Linked DNA regions of Homo sapiens: region 2 is linked to region 1. A link is a contact called in ENCODE Hi-C or POLR2A ChIA-PET data. All regions are on one chromosome and are shown on one strand. Each heading gives the region's core, a stretch centred on a gene start or an enhancer-like site at or near the end of the contact. The rest is flanking DNA. Distances are from core to core; before and after follow the strand shown. Region 1 has its middle 180 kb from the start of LINC02290. Region 2 has its middle 48 kb from the start of MIR4708.

The links. Hi-C counts contacts between places; a loop is a spot of excess contacts on that map. ChIA-PET counts read pairs that join two places held with the same protein, here RNA polymerase II (POLR2A). Pooled maps may share reads with other maps.
Region 2: a pooled map shows a loop between it and region 1 (7-fold over the local background). The contact joins two enhancer-like sites. A Hi-C loop is called at or near these places in 1 of 168 maps with a recorded cell type or tissue (naive thymus-derived CD4-positive, alpha-beta T cell) and 7 of 50 pooled maps. POLR2A ChIA-PET finds 5 or more read pairs at or near these places in 1 of 52 experiments (naive thymus-derived CD8-positive, alpha-beta T cell).

Annotation. Positions count from the first base shown.
Region 1 is chr14:65,926,641-65,929,447 of GRCh38, forward strand. No RefSeq gene overlaps it. Among named protein-coding and RNA genes, the nearest start is that of LINC02290, 180 kb to the right of the region's middle. RefSeq lists an enhancer at 2,358-2,807. Within about 2 kb of position 1,456, at least 4 of the 41 ENCODE cell types and tissues checked have a DNase peak (open chromatin) inside an H3K27ac peak, as active enhancers do.
Region 2 is chr14:65,285,856-65,288,662 of GRCh38, forward strand. No RefSeq gene overlaps it. Among named protein-coding and RNA genes, the nearest start is that of MIR4708, 48 kb to the right of the region's middle. RefSeq lists an enhancer at 1,539-1,778. Within about 2 kb of position 1,441, at least 6 of the 41 ENCODE cell types and tissues checked have a DNase peak (open chromatin) inside an H3K27ac peak, as active enhancers do.

The DNA.
Region 1 (2,807 bases), core at 206-2,705:
ACATGTTCCTGGCAACATGGCTGCCCCCACATATCCCCACGTGTGTAGAACATTATGGCGCCCTGTATTTGCATATTAAAAGGCTAGGGTGGGAGAGTCAGTTTTTTCAAGGGCTACGTGAATGACATGCCTGGTCAAACCAATCCTCTGAGCCCTATGCAAATCAGATACTGCTTCCTCCAGCCTCTCCATATACCTGGCTGGTTTCTGCGTACTTGGGGTCCCCTCTCTCGCTTTGGAGCCGCCCCCTACCCCCCCCATCTCTGTACAGGGGAGCTGCTGCTTTCTTTCTTTTCCCTTCTTTCTTACCTATTAAACTCTCCAGTCCTTAAAACGACTCCACGTGTGTCCGTGTTATTTTATCTAATTCGACTTGAGACGAAGAACCCTGGTGTTCTTCCACTCATGGAGTTGCATCATTGCTATGGCAAAGTCTGGCTTTCATGCACAGGCTTCCTCTTTTGCCAGCACAAGGGCTGGGAGGGCTTGTAAAACCCCAACAACCTCAATGTTTGTTGCTCATTTAGACCAGAACTTCAAGTCTTAGCTGGGTGGAGTTAGTAAGATCCACAATTACTGATGAAGCTCCTTATCTCCACAAGAGAATCCTGGCTAAAGAGGATGCAGGGTCTCCGGCCAAGCACAGAGACCCCATCCTAGATTTCATTTCTCTGTTGATAAAGTGATCATTAGGATCTGTGAGTTTGGAGAGACACCTTCTTCAGTGAGCCACAATAATTCCTCCTGAAAACTGATCAGTGACATCTTTGCCAGCCAGAAGTACCTTCTGTAAAACTGAGGGAAAGGAGCCCCAAGTAACCCTCAGCTCTTTGAGTCCTCAAAGACCATCCCCCTACAGGACCTTGGCCCCAGATATTTCATATCAGATCAGCTTTTCCTCCCCGCAGGATTCTCTCTAATCATCTCTCACCACCCAAGGCAGTGTCAGCTCAGGCAAAGCAAACTAATTTTAATCTAAGGACAAGTAAAAATATAATTAAGAAGGTAAATCTATTTCCCAAATAGCATACAGTTCTCTGTTGACTATGCATTTTTTAAAGTATCTGTAAAGACAAAAGACATTCATTCATCAATACAGATACAGCTGCTCATTTGTTTGTGGAGTTTGCAATTAAATACAATTGCTTGTTTTTAAGAACCCAGCTTCTGCTGCCCAGTGAGATCTATTTTGGAGGGCAAGAGAGGAAAGAAGAATTCTAACTCAAACAGAGGGAGTTTGCAGAGGGAAACAAAACCCTGCGCAGGCACAGAATTCCTTTTAAATAGGAATGTTCATGAGAAAGACCTAGGATCTAAATTTTCCCCCAGGGTGGGGCTGCTTTTCGCTTGATGTTATCTCAGCACCTTCACTTCACTGATGAGGCCAACAGATCAAGATGAATAAGCTTTCTCAGTTGCCGTGTTATTTAAACCCACAAGCAGGCCCCTGCCCCTTCCTGGAAGGCTGCGGTGTAACACCTTAGCTGTCGCCTGGCGCGCTGCTGTATAAACACACCAGGCTCCAGATCCTTTATTTCAGCAGGTGATTCACAATGAAGGAGCGGGAGGCTGGGTCCCCAGAGCACGGAGTCCTTGCCTGTCCACCCCCCTTTTCTGGAGGGCGGGAAGCTCTTTAGTATGCCCTACTTAGCTCCAAATACAAAGAAGGCCACTCTGTTTCCAAGAAGCCATTCAGTCATAATAGATATGGTTAGAATGATAGCCCAGAGGCTGTGGGTTAGGAAAACACATTTATTAGAGAAGGATCCCGTTCACAATAATTAAGTGACACAAATGAATGCAAGTTAATGAAATCTCAGTGGGATTGAATGTGCTCAATCACGGCCCCCACCCCCTGCCCTGGGCAGCAGTAGTAGAGCATGAAGACTCAGGAAGCACAATGGGACCCCATTCTTTGGTCCTGAAATTCTCCCCATCTCCTCCCAATGCTGATCTGAGAGGTAGACCTCTCAAACTCTCCTGGAAGGTGAATCCTGAAGGAGAGGGGTGCAAGGACCTGGATTGCTGCATTCTGTCCCCTTCTGGCGTGATTCTTGGATGGTCTTTCTACACTTCAGCCTCAGGGTTTGCCAGATCCAGAATCCTCCCCAGGATATTTTGAAGAACACGAAGTGATTTTTAAAAAAGGCATTGAAACGAAAATAAAAAGCACTGAGGATGACTGCAATAATACACAATTTTATCATCCATCCATCCTTCCATCCATCCATTCAACAAAAACTTATTGGATATCTCCCTATATCAGGCACTGGGGTTATAGCAGTCAATGATAATAATAATGATGGTGATGATAACAGCAATAAGAATAATAGAACTAACAGTTGCTCCTGATGTTTTCCAGGCACTGTTCTAAGTGCTTCACCTACATGCCACTCATTCATCCTCACAACAACCCAATACTACCCAGGACAAGTAAACAAGGCACAGACCCTTTTGGGAAAGAGCATGTAGCCCACAGGTGAGGCAAGACCTCTGCAGGGAGAAAGCCAGGAGCTGAGCGCATGTGGGAGCCCTAGCCCTCTGGAAGGCTTTGAAGGCCTCTGGAGGGAGTGGCACCAGCTGAGCTGAGGCAGGAGGAGGAATGGCCTGGAGCCCAGGAGAGTGCTTAGAGGGGACTGCAGAGACCATAGTCCCTCTGGCTGGAGTTTAGGGTAGTGGTAAGAGATGCTGCGGGGTGGAGAAGAGGCTGGGAAAGACTTCCTAAAGGAGGCGACAAGTGACCTAAATGATGTGTAGAGTTGGCCAGGCAAAGGGTTTGGGGCTGGGGAGGCTGAGAGCCCTGGGGG
Region 2 (2,807 bases), core at 191-2,690, 640 kb before region 1:
ATTTTTAGTGGAGACGCAGTTTCACCATATTGGTCAGGCTGGTCTCGAACTCCTGACCTCAGGTAATCCACCTACCTCGGCCTCCCAAAGTGCTGGGATTACAGGCGTGAGCCAGTGTGCCCGGCCAGTTGAATATAATCTTAACCAATACACACACAATTTTGATAAATGAGTTCTTTGGGGAGAGGACTGGGATTGGACTGTCATAGGTAGGAAATGTTTGCTTTACCTGTATGTTTCAAGTTTGATGTCAGGAATGTAGTCGTGTACTCTTTTGTAATTAAAAATAAATCTGTTTTATAATAAATAAAAGGAAAAAAGAGGGATGGGAACCTGTAGATTCAAGAAGACCTAAGAAATATATCAACTATAATGGATGATTGGATGCAGGAAAAAAACAAAAAGAAATATATCAACCAATTGCAATGTATGAGTCTTATTTGGATCTTGATTTAAACCCCAAATTTTTTAAATGTACAAGATAATCGGGGAAATTTTAATATTAATCAGATATTCTATATTAAGGAATTATTGTTTTTATGAATGCTAACAATATTGTAGTGATGTATTTAGAGTGTTCTTCTCTTTTAGACTCTAAAACATGGTTTTCGACCTTGTCACAATTGTTATTTTGAGCCATGTAGTTCTTTGTCGTGAGGCGCTGGCCTGTGCATTGCAGAATGTTTCGTAGCAGCCCTGTTTCTACCCTGTCTTCCAGTAGCTAGATGCTGGGTGCACACCCCCTCCCCCCAACGTTGTAAAAACAAAAAAAGGTCTCCACATATTGCCAAATGTCCCCTAGGGGGCAAAACTGTCCTGGGCTGAGAATAACAGCTCTAAAATTTAGAGATACTGACTGGACTATGTATGGGCGAAATGATTCGATGACTGGATTTTGCTTCAAAATAATCCAGGTGATGGGGAGGGAGGGCGGTGGGTAAAATGTTCCATGATGGAAAGTTTAACATACATTTAAAATTTTTTAAAGAGTCCATTCGGACTTCTCTTTACATCAATATGGGGAACTTAATATTCTTAAATAGTCTCTCACTATAAGACAGGAATATACTGGATAAAATGCAACAGATGTTCACCTCCTCGGTCCAAGATCTTGTCTCATGTCTTCCACAAGAGCATTAAAATCCAAGGATCTAAGTTCCAAGTATGACTGGGCAAGGCAAGCCCTCCCTCCCAACCCTCCCCGCCAGGCATTCTCGGTGCTGCACCCCGGGCATACTCAGCTAGGAGCTGCTCCTACGTCTTCTTCAGTTGCTTGGTAACCCTAACTCCTGAGATGTCCTCTCAGCTCTGCCCCCTGGGCCTCCTCCTTTCCCAGTCCCCAAGCTTAAGCTAGAGGGGGTGTGCTTGGAGCCAGATTCATTAGGGCCATGCCTTGCCCATCCCTGCGAGGGCCCAGACCATGAGCCTCCTCCTCACTGTTTGCAGCTGCTCTCTACAGAGCACTGAGCAGCCCACGCTTTCACCAGGCTCACACCTGCGCCCGTGTTCTCCACCAGCTGCTTCACTCCAGGCCGTGCTCGGGACAGCCGGGCCTTTCTAGGGCCCACGCGCCCCTGGGCGTCTCCGCTGAGACCGACTTTCACGCCCACCTGGTCTTCCCCAAGACATGGAGCCTTCAAAGGTTTCATCAGAATTCCCTCAGGATGTGGGTTTTGAGTTGTCATCCGAGCCCATCAGGGGCCAGAGTGTAGGTGGGCCCAGGGGCCTCTGAGCTGGAGGCTAATGGGGCTTGAAAGGCCTCTGAGCGGAGCCAGGAACCCGCCCTCTGGGGGCCTGGGAGCCGGGCTGCGCGCTCAGGTCCCAACACGAGGTCTGAGGCGCTCTCTGCTTGCTTCAGGGGCCGCAGAGGGAGGCTGACCATAGCTGCGACACCCCCTCAGTGCTGGACACCGGGCAGGAAGCCTCTCTTGCACCGACTAGACCAGAAGGGCAGACATTTTCCCGACAAGGAAGGGAAGCAAGATTGAGTAAGATAAGCCCGGTTATTTTTATGCAGACATTGTTCCAACCACAACGACTGTTTTCGAAGGTGGGTGGTATTTGTTTGGTGGAAGGATCTTTGAGGTAAGAGGCAGCAGGGTGCTTCAGCACCACCACTTCCTTTACTTTTCTGAGTGTTCCCTTATCAAGCCACCAGTTTGGGTTCTGCTCCATTTTTCTGTCTGGTAAAGAAGTAGAATGAGGTGAAATCTGGCTACCTACTTCCCCTGGGGGGACGGTCATGGCTGCTGGTGAGTTTCAAGTGATTTGAGAACTGTTGGTATACTTAAGTGAGGAGCTCTTTCCCTCCCCTTCATAGAAATGGAATAATGTGCAGGTTCCTAACGGGACTTAGGAGTCGGAGAGCCCTGGGTTCAAATCCCAGAGCCTCCATATTTTGGTTGTGTGAAAAAAAACAGTAGGCAAGGTAGTCAACATGTCTGTGCCTCACCTTCCCCATACATAAAGCCTACTTTTTCATAAGGTTGTTGTGTGGGTATTAAGTCTCAGTAGATGCCTACTTGAAATATTTGGGGGGACAGCTGTGGCCAGGCGCGGTGGCTTATGCCTGTAATCCCAGCACTTTGAGAGGCCGAGGCAGGAGGATCACCTGAGCCCAGGAGTTTGAGACCATCCTGGGCAACATGGTGAAACCCCATCTCTACGAAAAATACAAAAAATTAGCTGGGTGCAGTGATGTTTGCCTGTGGTTCCAGCTACTCTGAAGGCTGAGGAGGGAGGATCACTTGAGCCCAGAAGACAGAGGTTGCCGTGAGCGCCATGACACTCCAGCCTGGGCAACAGAG